Linked DNA regions of Homo sapiens: region 1 is linked to region 2. Evidence: read pairs that join two places in POLR2A ChIA-PET (ENCODE). Cell type or tissue: GM12878. All regions are shown on one strand. Links, peaks and the distances in the headings refer to the core of each region. The heading gives the core; the rest is flanking DNA.

The links. Peaks named below come from ENCODE experiments on the same cell type or tissue, not always from the same donor. Only the 100,000 strongest peaks of a DNase experiment are listed, where the experiment ranks them.
Region 1: POLR2A ChIA-PET joins it to region 2 with 7 read pairs; 2 of 35 experiments call an interaction of 5 or more read pairs at or near these places.

What each region holds. Positions count from the first base shown.
Region 1 is chr2:214,918,183-214,925,624 of GRCh38, reverse strand. The region is part of intron 2 of SNHG31 (small nucleolar RNA host gene 31); the gene reads right to left. Among named protein-coding and RNA genes, the nearest start is that of SNORA70I, 75 kb to the right of the region's middle. In GM12878, for the core only: no CTCF peak of the experiment used is centred there; no DNase peak of the experiment used is centred there.
Region 2 is chr2:214,992,949-215,000,390 of GRCh38, reverse strand. ABCA12 (ATP binding cassette subfamily A member 12) reads left to right here. Exons shown (of 53, transcript NM_173076.3): 23 at 2,582-2,696. Among named protein-coding and RNA genes, the nearest start is that of ABCA12, 140 kb to the left of the region's middle. In GM12878, for the core only: no CTCF peak of the experiment used is centred there; DNase peaks (open chromatin) are centred at 4,280 and 4,809; H3K4me3 peaks cover 552 bases; H3K27ac peaks cover 2,367 bases.

The DNA of each region.
Region 1 (7,442 bases), core at 1,676-4,175, 73 kb after region 2:
CAGTGATTGTTACAGGAGCATACTCCTAAGTTAGGTTTTCAATCTTGTCTACCTATTAAGTTAGGTTGCAGTTTATCCACAAGGACTCAAATATAGAAGTATGGAGTCCTTCTCAGGACATATTTAGTTTGCTTTAACAAAACCAAATTCAACAACACATTAAAAAGATCATTCATCATAACCAAATGGGATTTATCTCGGGGATGCAAGGATGGTTTAACATATGCAAATCAATCAATATGATGCATCATATCAACAGAATGAAGGACAAAAACCATATGATTATTTCTACTGATGCTGAAAAGCATCTGGTAAACTTCAGCATCCCTTCATGATAACAACAACAAAAAAAAAACCCTCAAAAACCGGGTATAGAAGGAATACACTGCAACACAATAAAAGCCATATAGGACAGACCACAGCTAGTATCATACTGAACAGAGAAAAACTGAAAACCTTTTCTCTAAGCTCTGGAACAAACAAGGATTCCCACTGTCACCATTGTTATTCAACATAGTACTGGAAGTCCTAGCTAGAGCAATCAGACAAGAGAAAGAAATAAAAGTCATCCAAGTCAGAAAGAAGTCAAATTATTCTTGTTTGCAGATGATTTATCTTGTATTTGGAAAAAACTAAAGACGCCATAAAAAAAAAACTGTTAGAGCTGATAAACAATTCAGTAAAGTAGCAGGGTACACAATCAATGTACAAAAATCAGTAGCATTTCCATATGCCAATGGCAAACAATATGAAAAGGAAATCAAGAAAATAATTCTACTTACAATAGCTACAAATAAAATAGAATACCTAGGAATTAACTTTAACCAAAGAAGTGAAATATCTCTACACTGAAAACTATAAAACACTGATGAAGGAAATTGAAGAGGGCACAAAAAATTGGAAAGATATTCCATATTTGTGGATTGGAAGAATCAATATGGTTAAAATGTTCATACTATCCAAAGCAATCTACATATTCAATGCAATCCCTATCAAAATACCAATGACATCCTTCACAGAAATAGAAAAAGCAATCCTTAAATTTCTGTGGACCCACAAAAGACCCAGAAGAGCCAAAGCTATTCTGAACAAAAAGAACAAAACAGAAGGAATCACATTACCTGACTTCAAATTATACTACAGAGCTATAGTAACCAAAAGAGCATGGTATTGGCATAAAAACAGACACAGATCAATGGAACACAATAAAAAAGGACTCAGAAATAAATTCATACATCTACAGTGAACTCACTTTCAACAAAGGTACAAAGAACATACATTGAAGAAAGGACTATCTCTTTGATAAATGGTGCTAGGAAAACTGGATATCCACATGCAGAAAATGAAACTAGACCCCTATCTCCTAACACAGATAAAAATCAAATCAAATGGATTAAAGACTTAAATCTAAGTCCTCAAATTATGAAACTATTAAAATAACACATTGGAAAACTCTCTAGGACATTGTACAGGGCCAAGATTTCTTGTGTAATATCCCACAAGCACAGGCAACCAAAGCAAAAATGGACAAATGGAATCTCATCAAGTTAAAAAGCTTCTGCACAGTAAAGGAAACAATTAACAAAAATGAAGAGACAACCCACAGGATAGGAGAAAATATGTGCAAACTATACATCTGACAAGGGATTAATAGCCAGAATATATAAGGGACTCAAACAACTCAATAAGAAAAAATCTACTCATCCGATTAAAAAAATGTCTATTTGAACAACTAAATGTCTGAATACAGAATTCTTAAAAGAAGACATACAAATGGTAAACAGGTATATGAAAAAGTGCTCAACATCATTGATCATCAGAGAAATGTGCATCAAAACTACAATGAGACACCATATCACCCCACTTAAAATGGCTTTTATTCAAAAGATAGATAATAACAAATGCTGGCAAGGATGTGGAGAAAAGAGAACACTCATACAATGTTGGTGGAAATGTAAACTAGTACAACCACTATGGAGAGCTTTCTAAAACACAAAAACTAGAGGTATGATATGATCCAGCAATCTCATTGCTAGGTATATACCCAAAAGAAAGGAGATCAGTCTACTGAAGAAACATCTACACTCTCATGTTTACTGCAGCACTTTTCACAATAGCCAAGATTTAGAAGCAACCTAAGTGTCAATCAGCAGATGAATGGGTCAAGACAATGTTGTGCTTATACACAGTGGAGTAATATTCAGCCATAAAAAAAGAACGAGATCCTGTCACTTGCAAGGATGGAACTAAAGATCATTAAGTAAAATAAACTAGGCACAGAAAGATAAATTTTGCATGTTTTCTCTTATTTGTGGGAGCTAAAAATTAAAATAATTGAACTCATGAAGACAGAGAACAGAAGGATGGTTACCAGCCCCTGGGAATAGTGGGGGAGGGGGAGCAGGGGGGAAATGGGGATGGTTAATTGGTAAAAAAATATAGTTAGATAGAATGAGTAAGATCTAGTATTTGATAGCAAAACAGGGTGACTACAACCAATAATAATTTATCAGACATTTTAAAAGAAGTAAAAGAGTATAACAGAATTTGTGTGTAACACAAAGAAAGGATAAATGTCTGAGGTGATGGATACCCCATTCACCCTGATGTGATTACTACACATCGTATGCCTGTATCAAAATATCTCATGTACCCATAAATATGTACATCTATGAACCCATAAAAATAAAAAATAAAGTTATTAATTGAAAAACTTATCTGATAGGACTTGACAGACAATAATAGATTTAAAAGATACACAGGAAAATCAAACATTATATAACAGAAGTTCCTTTTTGTTTTTGAAAACCAGTCAATGTAAGAGAGCACATGTTAAAAACTATGACTGAAAAAAAACTTACCTTAAAAAATAAACATCAAAGCTAAATATTGAAATGATACATTGTGTATCTGGGTGGACTTCACTGAGATGAATATTCTTGTAAAATTATTGAAATGTAAAGGAAAAACCCTTTGGATAGCCAGAAAAAAGAACCAAGACCCATTTTAGAGAAAGAAAATTAAGTAGTCATAATATTATTTGACAGTAATGATTTATATCAGGAGAGAAAACATAAACAAAAGACTTTGTATCTAATTAAAATGAAACTGAATTATAAAGGTTTTAAGCAGATTATTTTGAAGATATGAGAATTCGGGAAAATTCAAAACCCTTTCCTGAGGAACCTACCAAAAAACAATTTTCAGACAACAAAATGATGGGAGTAACATTGACATAAAGACTAGTTTTGAGCATTAAACATCTATTTGTCTGCAGAACTAAATCTAAATGAAGATTATAAAAGTATGTATGTGAAAAAAAAGAAAAAGGAACATATCTGATCTCTTCCTAGGTAGAGCTTCAAAAGTACTCCTCTGTTATAAAGGTCTTCCTAAAACTGTTCCTTGATAATGAAATTAAACTATAAATTATCTTATCAAATAATTTATCTTTATTAAAGAGACAGCTTACATCCTTACTTGACCAGTGTAACCTATCTAGCATTTTGAGATCCCTCCACGAATACTGAATCTCTAACATAACTTACATATGTAAAGCATATCATTTATTGAGCACAGAGATTTGAGAAAATTGAGGGTTTTTTTTTTCAATTATTCTTTTGTGAATGTACTAAGGAGAGGAAATAGGTGGTTAAAATGTAACGGACACTCTACAATGGCCCCCAATTATTCCTACCTCCTGGTACAGATGTTTTTTAGTGAAAAATTCTCTCTCCTTGACTATGAGAGAACCTGTGACTTGCTTCAGACAAACAGAATATAACAAAAGTGATTATGTCACAAAAGATTGTACCATCTGTCTTGCTAATAGCCTCTCTCCCTTCCTGGCTTTAATGAAGTAAGAGGCCATGTTGAAAGGCCTCCTTGGCAAGGAATGGCAGGCAGCCTCTGGCCAACAAGTGGCAAGAAACTAAAGATGGCCTCCAGCTGAGAGCCAGCAAGAAACTGAGACCCTTAGTCTCACAACCAGCAAGTAAATGCTGCCAACAACCATCTGAGCTTAGCAACAGGTTCTTCCCCAGTCTGGTATGCAGATAAGAACTCAGCCCTAGACAATACCTTAATTACAGCCTTACAGAGAACTCTGCTAAGATGCACCCAGACTCCTGACCCATAGAAATGGTAGATAATAAACATGTGTTGTATGAAGCCACCAAATCTGTGGCAATAGTATTACGCAGCAATAGATAGCTAAAACTCATAGGTAGATTCAAATCTAACTGCCTATGCAGCCTTAACTTCCATTTTTTTCTTTGATAATATTTTTCCCTCAAAGTACCCTTTCCAAAAGATTCTAGTCAGTATTTGCTTAAGTGTGTAATTAATAATCCTGTCCACCCCAATCTTCGAGATAATTTTTATTCCTCTCTGTTTAAGGCACTAACTCTTTGGTTGACTTTCTGCTAATTATTTCACTGTGGTAAAATACACCTAAGATTTATGATCTTAATCATTTTTAAGTGTACAATTAACTGGTATTAAATACATTTATAATGCTGTACAACCATCACCATCTGTCTCTACAACTATTTTCATCCTGTAAAACTGAAACTATACTCATTCAACAATAATCTCCTTTCTCCCCTCTCCAACTCAACAATCACCATTATACTTTCTTTCTTTATGATTTTGACTACTCCAGCTACTTAATATAAGTGGAATCATATAGTATTTGTCTTTCTGTGGCTGGCTTATTTCACTAAGCATAATATCCTCAAAGTTAATCCACGTTGTGGTATATGTCAGAATTTCCTTCCTCTTTAAGGCTAAATAGTATTCCATTGTATGTATATACTACATTTTGCTTATCTGTTCATTGGTCAACGAATACCCGAGTTGCTTCTACCTCTTGGCTGTTGTTAATAATGAACATGGATGTACAAATATTTCTTCAAGACCCTTCTTTCAATTCTTTGTAGTATATACCCAGAAACGGAATTGCTGAATCATATGAATTATCACATAATTATATTTTTAATTTATAATACTGTTTCCACACACAACAATAGCATTTTTCATTCCCATCAACCCTGCACTAGGGTTCTATTTACTCCACATCTTTACCAACAATTATTACAATTATTATATTCTGGTTTTTTTGGTAGTAGCCATCCTAATGGGTGTAAGGTGGTATCTCATTGCAACTTTGATTTGCATTTCCTTAATGATTAGTGATGTTGAGCATCTTTTCATGATTTTTGTTTGTTTGTTTTTGGTTTTGGTTTTGGTTTTTGAGATGGAGTCTCACTTTGTCGCCCAAGCTGGAGTGCAGTGGCACGATCTTTGCTTATCTCAAGCTCCGCCTCCCAGGTTCACGCCATTCTCCTGCCTCAGCCTCCTGAGTAGCTGGGACTACAGGTGCCCACCACCACGCCAGGCTAACTTTTTGTATTTTTAGTAGAGACAGGGTTTCATCGTGTTAGTCTGGATGGTCTCGATCTCCTGACCTCGTGATCTGCCTGCCTCGGCCTCCCAAAGTGCTAGGGTTACAGGCATGAGCCACCGCGCCCAGCCCTGTTCATGTTTTTATTAGCTATTTTTATATCTTCTTTGGAGAAATGTTTATTCAAGTCTTTTGCTCATTTTTGAATTGGGTTGTTTGTCATTGAGCTGTAGAAGATCTCTATACAGTCTGGATACTAATCCCTTATAAAATATATTATTTACAAATATTTTCACTATTGTGTCAGTTGCCTTTTTACTCTGTTGATAGTGCCTTTTGATGCATGATTTTTAAAAATGTCCATGAAGTTCAAATTTGTCTGTTTTTCCTTTTGTTTTCTATGCCTTTAATGTCATTGCCAAATTCAATGCTATGAAGCTTTTACTCAATGTTTTTTTTCCTAAGGACTTTATAGTTTTAGGACTGACATTTAGGTTCCTGATTCATTTTGAACTAATTTTGTATTCCAACTTCTTTCATTTGCATATGGATATCTAGTTTTTCCAACACCATTTGTTGAAAAGACTATTCTTTCCCCACTGAATGGACTTGGCACCCTAGTCAAAAATCATTTGATCATATATGTGAGGGTTTACTTCTAGGTTCCCTATTCTGTTCCATGGGTCTGTATACCTGTCTTTATGCCAGTTCCACATTGTTTGATTACTGTCGCTTTGTAGTAAGTTTTGAAACCAGGAAGTGTGAATCCTCCAGTTTGGTTTGTCTTTTTCAAGGCTGTTTTGGCTATTTGGGACCCCTTGAGAGTCTGTATGAATTTTAGGTTGGCGTTTTTTATTTCTGCAAAAAAATGTCATTGGGATTTTGATAGGAATTGCGTTGAATCTATAGATAGATTTGGGTAGTGTTGACATCTTAACAATAGTAAGTTTTCCAGTCTATGAACATGAGATGTGCTTCCAATTACCTGTATCTTTACTTTTTCAGCACTGTTTTATAGTTTTCATTGCACAAGTCTTTCTCCTTCTTGGTTAAGTTGGTTTCTAAGTATTTTATTCTTTTTGATGCTATCTAAGTCCATTTTGGCTTCCCGAACAAAATATTTTAGACTAAATAATTTATAAACAATAGAAATGTATTGCTCACAGTTCTAGAAGCTGAGAAGTCAAAGATCAAGGTGCCAGCAGATTCATAGGTATCTGTTGGCAGCCTACACTTCATAGATGACACTTTCTTGCTAGTCCTCATATGACACAGAAGACAAATAAGCTCCCCTAGGCCTCTTTTACAAAGACATTAATCCCATTTATGAGGGCTTTGCCCTTATGACTTAATCACCTTCCAGATGTCCCACCTCTCAGCTCCACTGCGCTGATTGTTAAATTTCAACACATGAATTTTGGAGGGACACGAACATTCAGATCATAGTAGGTGTTACTGTAAACAGAATTGTTTTCTTTCCTTTCTTTTTCTTTCTTTCTTTTTTTTTTTTTTTTTGAGATGGAGTTTTGCTGTTGTCATCCAGGCTGGAGTGCAGTGACACAGTCTCAGCTCAGTGCAACCTCCACCTCCCGGGTTCAAGCAATTCTCCTGTAATTGGGATTATAGGTGCCTGCTACCATGCCCAGCTAATTTTTGTATTTTTAATAGAGACAGGATTTCACCATGTTGGCCAGGCTGGTCTCGAACTCCTGATCTCAAGTGTTCCTCCCGCCTCGGCCACCCAAAGTGCTGGGATTATAGACATGAACCAATGTGCCAGGCCTAAAATTGTTGTCTTAATTTCTTTTCCAAATTGTTCATTACTAATATATTGAAATCTAACTTAGTTTTGTGTTTACTTTCCATCCTGCTACTTTGCTGAACTCACTTATTAGTTCTAACAGGATTTTTTTTATGTGAAAATTTTAGGTTTTCTACGTATAATATCATCCGCAAGCAGAGATAATTTTACTTCTTCTTTTCTAATTTGCATGCCTTTTCTTCCCCTTGCTTAATTGTTCCAGCTAGAATTTCCAGT
Region 2 (7,442 bases), core at 3,008-5,507:
CTACTGGGCTTACCTCCCTCTAGTCAAATGAAAGGGATGAACAAGACGATCTTAAAATCCCTTCCAACTCCCAAATCGGATTTTAAAAAATCTGAGCGCATGATCAATTTTAAGAAAACAAATTGATAAAAGAAACCTTGAACACATTTTGATCAACTATTTCAGATAAATATTGTGCTACCTGAAACTTTCATGTATTATCAGTTCATTTGCTAGGAATCCTCTATATCTAAAATGGTTTTTCTAGATGAATAAAAAAGTAACAATAATGCTTTTAGACAATTCAATTTGAATGTTCGAGAAATCTGCCAGTTGGGTAGCACTGAATGCTTCCTTCACTCTGTAGATGGTTAAAAAATAAGCAGATTATGGTTTTCAAGCTCACCTTCCTATATAAAAGCTTGAGGCTGAATATTACTTTAAAGGAATTGAACATGCTACGCAACCCAGTTATTGCAGTTTATATACAATTCAGATGGTATTGGATTTTTCTTTTCTCTTCTTTTTTCTTTCTTTCAATGCTTCTGTCTCCCTTGGCTACTTCAAGAGTTATAAATGAGATGAGGTAATGTAACCCAGTGCAACAGTAGCATGAGGAAGCAGGTAAGGAGTCCATCAAGTGGACTGTCAAGGTTAGCTGGCTATTGTGGAGGCTGTTGTGGACGGGACTGTGCTGCCCGAACTATGTGTGAACTGCAATGGTTTGCACAAATTATAAAGATCTATGGGGTCAATGAAGTTATAATTCTTATCTAGTTCCCTGCTCATTTGTTCCCCTTATAAATTTTGGTACCTAGGATGGTGGGTACCTGGGTGTGCAGTCTGTATTCTTTATGGGAATATGTTCATTATGCCTTACACACATATACACTGTTGCATATAAAGTGATTTCCCATTAATTATTTCATTTGTTTCACCCAACAACCTCATAATGTAAGTAGGAGCAGGAATTATTGTCCATACTTTCCAGATGAAAAAACTGAAATCCAGAAAGGCTAATTAACTTGCCCAAGATAATATAACTGGTACTACACTAGTCCTCCTGTTTATAAGACCAACATTTCTGCTTTATACTAGACCAAATCTAAAATACACTATCACTTGGAAGAAACATTACAGGGGATTTGTTGTTAATGAATGAAGGCCTTTGCCTAGTTCTAGATCCAGAAATCACTTCAAGGCTGTACCTGAACCAAAACAAAATTCATTCAAGAAGTAGTCTGTAAATGCCTACCCCATGCCATACAGTTTCCCAGGAAACAACAACAAAAAAAATGGAATATGGCCTCAACTCCCACTGCTCCCTCACCAAAAAAACACCTCATCTCTCTGATAATGACACACTTCTGCATGCTAAAGTGATACTGAATGATAGTGATCTCATGCTTCATTAATATTTACATTTTTCTTGGGGTACTTGGAGGTAATTTTTTAGTCTTGTAGATTAAAAAAGGAAATGGCCTTGGGACCTTTCTCCAAGTGAAAGCTTGAGTGGAGCCCAACACATAAACAGAGCAACTTAGAATCTCTCATCGACATCTACTGCTTTTGCCTCAGCTCAAATAAGGGCATCAATTGTCAGAACCATGGCTCCTAAGGTGTGGTCTCTGGACCAGCAGCATCAGTATCACCTGGGAAGTTGTTTAAAAAGCAAATAGATGGTCCCACCCAGATATAATAAATCAGAGGCTGGGGCCCAGAAACTTGTGTTTTAGTAATCTCTTTGGGTGCTTTGAGAACCACTCCAATTTAACTTTCAGGTTTCATGAGCAGGACATTGAGGAATACATCTGGGCTTGAGGATGTCTTCCAGTGATTCTCTAGTTGAGCACATCATCAAAATAGACATTTCTATACCATGTATAAAGCATCTTCCAGAGCATTACTTTGAGGAATCCAAGTTCTTTGTCTGCATTTTAAATCAAATGCTTTGGGCCAGGCACAGTGACTCATGCCTGTAATCCCAGCACTTTGGGAGGCCGAGGCAGGTGGATCACTTGAGGCCAGGAATTCGAGACCAGCCTGGCCAGCATGGTGAAACCCCATCTCTACTAAAAAACAAACAAACAAACAAAAACAAATGAATGCTTTAGATTTTATTTCATTTTTAGAAATTTAGTTTCATAATAACTATGATCTTCCTAAGAGTAGCTATAAATACAGTAATTTTGGAAGATATAGCTTTTAGTTAGGTAAACCAATCATCGTCTCATTTTAAATCTGCCTTTTAGATAAGAATTTAGTTTAGACATAAAGGTTTTGAGCCTTGCAATTATATCTATATAGTAATTATTTTCCCAGACACATACTCAAACACAATTTAAACAATATGGCAATTTTATGTAATAATCCAGAGCTTTTTTTTTTCTTACTCTTGAAACATTACACTAAAAAAATCACAGACCTATGGTTAAATCAGCTTCATGCTTCGTAAATAATGGGGTAATACCGATTATTTTCAATTTCAAAACACGATCATAAGTTCAATGTAAGAGAGAGTGAGTTCTTTATATATTATAATCTCTGCAAGTATGGTGTTCATTTTGGTCGCTGAATTTTTCTTTTTTTGTTTGTTTTACAGCTTCCTAACCAGTGTCTCTTATTCTCTTCCAATTGTGCTTATGGTTGCCTGGGTTGTATTTATAGCTGCCTTTGTAAAAAAGCTTGTCTATGAGAAAGACCTCCGGCTTCATGAGGTATGTTGAAAATCACTTCTTGTTATGAATAAGTCCTGTTCATAGAACAATTACTATGATTTTCATCATGCCTTTATAAACTTCAGAAAGCCTAACTTATCCCTTGTGAATTAAACAGAAAGAAAAACCTTTTACAAATCACAAAAGCAGCTGATAAGGCAATATTTTATTTTCTCAAAAAGTGACATAAAAGTCACTTAATAAGTGCTTTTGAAAAACAACATCTGAATAAAATATGAGTACAATGATAATTCCTGGAGTAATTTTTTGCCCAAGAAATTACCTATAGGACTTAGGATCTAACAGAGGAAGTTTAAATAACAACAATAACAACTGTTCAGGCAGAGAGATTGTTGGCATGGTAACTAAAATAACCCAAATGTAGATATAGATAGAGCTATAAACATAGACATAGACATATGGCATATTTCGGCTCTCACAAAGAAAATTCTCTTTCCAGTATACCTTGTCTCCTTCAATTACCTTCTCCATTTCCCACTGACTCCTGACTTATAGAAACTAAGAATTTCATGTTATGCTACTGATTGGGTTAGTAACCATATCACAATGGAAGACAGAACCAGGAGTGTGATGCATGACCTCTTTCTGGGCACGTTCTTCATCATTAACCCCAAATCCAAAATATCTTACTTCTTTTTAGAATTTATGATAAAGCATTATGTGATTTTTAGATTGTATTTGAGTAGAAATTATTTTATCTACTTATCCCATAATGAGTCCCTTCTTATACTCACTCATGGAGTGGAAACAAAGGTGAAACATTTCAAAACTGGGGCACAATAATTATTGCAAGGCCTGGCTGAATTCTGAAATAATGAGGTTAGAGGAACCCGTCCATCCACTTGTCCTTTTCAGACTTACCTTGCCAATGCTTTTAGACAATTGATCATTTCTCCCTATAAGATACAAGTTGCTGCTACATATTTCTGTTAGTTCAGCATCAGGCTTTCAGGGTTGTCCCCGTATTTGAACTTATATTTTTTACCTCTTCTGTTTGAATTTTGGTTGATCCACACAGCTGCATTTTTATATTTCAGTTATAATTTGGTAAACTTCTCATCAACTAGTTTGAGTCCTGTTGTTTTCAGGACTGTATGCAATGGTTTTCTAATTCCAATTTAGAAACTTGAATCCATGCCTTCAACCGTAATTATGATTGCAAGCCCCTCCCTTCTAGTTATCTTTCAGGTTCCCAGTATTCAGAAGCAAATCATCACAGAGTAAAGAAAATCTTTGAGATAGAAACTGTGACAGAAACAGAGTCCATTTCTACTTCAAAATTAATACCTACCTTTAAAATATTACTTGTGATAGAAACAGTAAATAGAAGCATGTATGCATACAGTATATATACAAATGTATATGCATATAATAAAACTGTGTGTATATAATACACACACATTGTATTATTTCATGTTTGAAGATGATGCTCTCTGAATGCATCTATGTATGTCACCAAAAATTATCAAAGCATAACGAAAAGTCATTTCTCAACTGAAAATGCAAAAGACTTGTTTTTAGCTATGAACCAGTTTCTGTTTGGTAGCTCTGTGTCTCCATTTGGCCTGCGTCTACCTTTGAAATTTAACCACCTTTGTCTTGGGGTCAAAGTCACATGGTGGAAGATCACTGAACTTGTAATCAGAATATCAGGTTTTGTATTCCAATTCTACCAGCCATATACACTCGGGCTCAGTCTCTTAAACCCTTTGAGTCTGATCATCTAGACTTCATTCAACATTTATTTCCAGAATGTAGCTCTCTCTCTCTCTGCCAGAACAGAGGAGCTCAATTATTCATATTTTATCAATTCTAAGACATTGATTTTCCCCCCTTTTTAAAGCCTTGGAAATTGGGATACATTTGATAGGGTGTCACGATTTATTTGGCAGTAATCTTTCTTTCTTGGTGGCATGTAAAATAGTGGCACATCCTCAATGTGTTCTAAATTCAAAGAAATACAGTGTGTTTATGAAATGAATTGATGGAGGTGAGCGTGGAAGGAGTGGGATGTCCCTAGTGCCTCCTGCTCAGCCTCGCTCCACTGCCCACAGTTCTCATCTAAACTCCTCCTTTTTAAAGATGTAAGGTTCAGCTCAGAAAGTGAGAAGTGACTTGCTGAAGACCTTGGAGCTAGTTAATGGTAGATCTGGCAGTAGAACGGAAGTATTTTGACTTCCAACCAATCCTCTTCCAGATCATAGCTACCTTTACCCTTAGAATCTTACTTTAGTAACACAGACTTCTAAGGACATTTGCAGATGATGATAGATAATCTCTTAAGTTACCAGAAACTCAAAGTCACTTTTTAATACTATCTTTTCATATTCTGATAAAGTCTAAAGCTGCCCAAGTCCTACTTCTTTCTCATTCAAATTAAACCAAAAAGGTAAGTAAAATCAATATTCTCCCCTTTTCGTTCTGTAATTATTCTCAGTCCTGGCAAGAAAACCAAGTTAATTGCTATCTCAATGAAGCCACTTATCTTTGACTTTGTTATGGTATGATTCCATGAATCCCTTTCCCTTGTTAAATAAATTAGCACAAATCTAATAAGTTTATTAAAGTAAGCCCATAGTATAAAAAAAGTACTTAAAAAATGCCTTTCGATTGGGTTTTGTTCTGCACTTTGCTTTTAAAAATTAAAATACTGAAGCTATAAAAATCTGATTTTATAACATATACAGAAGAGTATATTTTTTCTCATTATTTTCATGGTTTATGAGTTCGATTCATCTGTTTGATCTAATGTAAGTCATGTATGGGACTTTCAGTGCTTATATTTTGTTGGAGACAGAATTTTGGAGTCATTCTCTCAGTTCAGACAGGTAGCCTAAAATATATGTGGGCCGCAGAGGTGTTACCAAGAATTAAACAAAGATTTTTTTAGTCTCCTAGTACTTCACATTAAACAATTTTTTTGTGCTTTCCTGACATACATTAATCCACCCCACCAGTGGGAATTTGAAATGTTTCCAGTAATGATCACAACATCCTTTATATCATACTAAAAAAAACAATAATATAAATGTCTATTGTCAATAGAATTATAGAAATTGAGGTAGAAAATGTTATTATTCCTTATGAGTTAGTACTTGACATTCTTGCAGAATTGAATGAAGACATTGCTCTCAAGTAAATATATGAGTATTTCTGATTTCTTTTCTTGGCAGTATTTACGTCAACCCCTGTGCATAAGCTTCTCATGAATGTGGCAACACATTTATCCAAACTCTTCTAGAATCTCTTTCTTATTCTCTGCTATAAACTGGGCAGACTTTGGCTACTAGGCAGCGGGGTTTTCTTTGAGCAACAGGTTATCAGATATTGATGAATTGCTCTGGCAGGTTTGGGAGGCTTGATAAAAGTGACTCTCTGATTACAAAGCTGGCACCTGACATCTGTCACTTTGAGGAGGAACTAATGGCATCCAAGAAAGCACATCTAGCCGCTCTCGGTGGGCCCCCTTCCATCAGCAAATTTGGTCTTGTTTATTACAACAAAGTTGGCAGTGAATCTGGATAATTTATGGATGACTTATATGCTCTCACTGGTCTTTCTCTTTATGAATAGCAGCTGTTTTCCTCGTGGCATAAAATCCTGAAGTTTAACACTGAAGTTTCATGCTAGAATGTTAAATAGTGAATGCTTTTGGAAGCACCTAACTCACCCTGTTTCAGGAAAAAGCAAAATGATGAGTCTCTAACTTTTGCAAATTCCTGGGACTGGAATCTGATCTTGAGTATCAAAAATTTCAAAATTACAGTGATTAAACACCTTTAGTCCTGGTGTTCAAGCCTGCCAAATTATCTTTTAACAAGCCTATGAATGAAGAACATTCTCAATATATAAGTGATTTCTAGAAAGCTATCAATTGTCAGGGAAGAAAAACACGTTTATACACATGACATCAGCTTTATTTTGTGGCCTTGATATGGTCTAGATATTTTATAAACCACCTTGGGAAATATATTGACATTGTCTCCTACTTACATACATTACCACTGGGACGAAATATGTTTGTATAGGCTACATAAAACTGTGGTAAATATCAGCTTGGGAAGTAGTAATATAGGTTCCATAACTCCCCACTTAATTATATTCAAATAGGCATAAAAATCTGAAAATACAAATAGTAGGAAAGGGAAATAAAAAGGACTAACATATCATATTGGAACAGGTGAATATCTCTGAAATAGTCGCCAAACATGACACAGTAATTTTTTCAAATGGGGTAGGGTACACGCAAAGAATTGCTGGAATAAGATATCTGAGGTCTTTTTCACACCAAACTGTAGTTTTGTTTTCAATGATAGCATGTGTAGCAATTGGGGAAACTTTCCATAGTGACCTTTGCTTCATGCTACTTTGACCCATATTTTCCATTCCCACGGAAGCATAGGTTGAGTCTTTACTACAAATGGTGACAGGGCCTTGGAGGAGAAAAACATTAGGGAGAGAAGAAGGTGAGAAAGAGGGCAAAGTTAAGAGGGAAAGTCACAGGGTCTTTCTCAGTGGTGATTAGTTTAAAGCCCACAGCTTAGGCTGTTGGCAGCCAGGTAGCTGTTTCCCTGGTAACAACTGGAGCAGCAGAGTTATCGAAATGTGATGTTACCAAAGCAGAAAGTAAAATTCACTATTTTGCTCGTAGAGCAAAAGATCCGATGCATTTGCTATAATTTTTTTTTCCTGGAAAACTTAGGTTTAAGGGGGTGGGGCATTGAC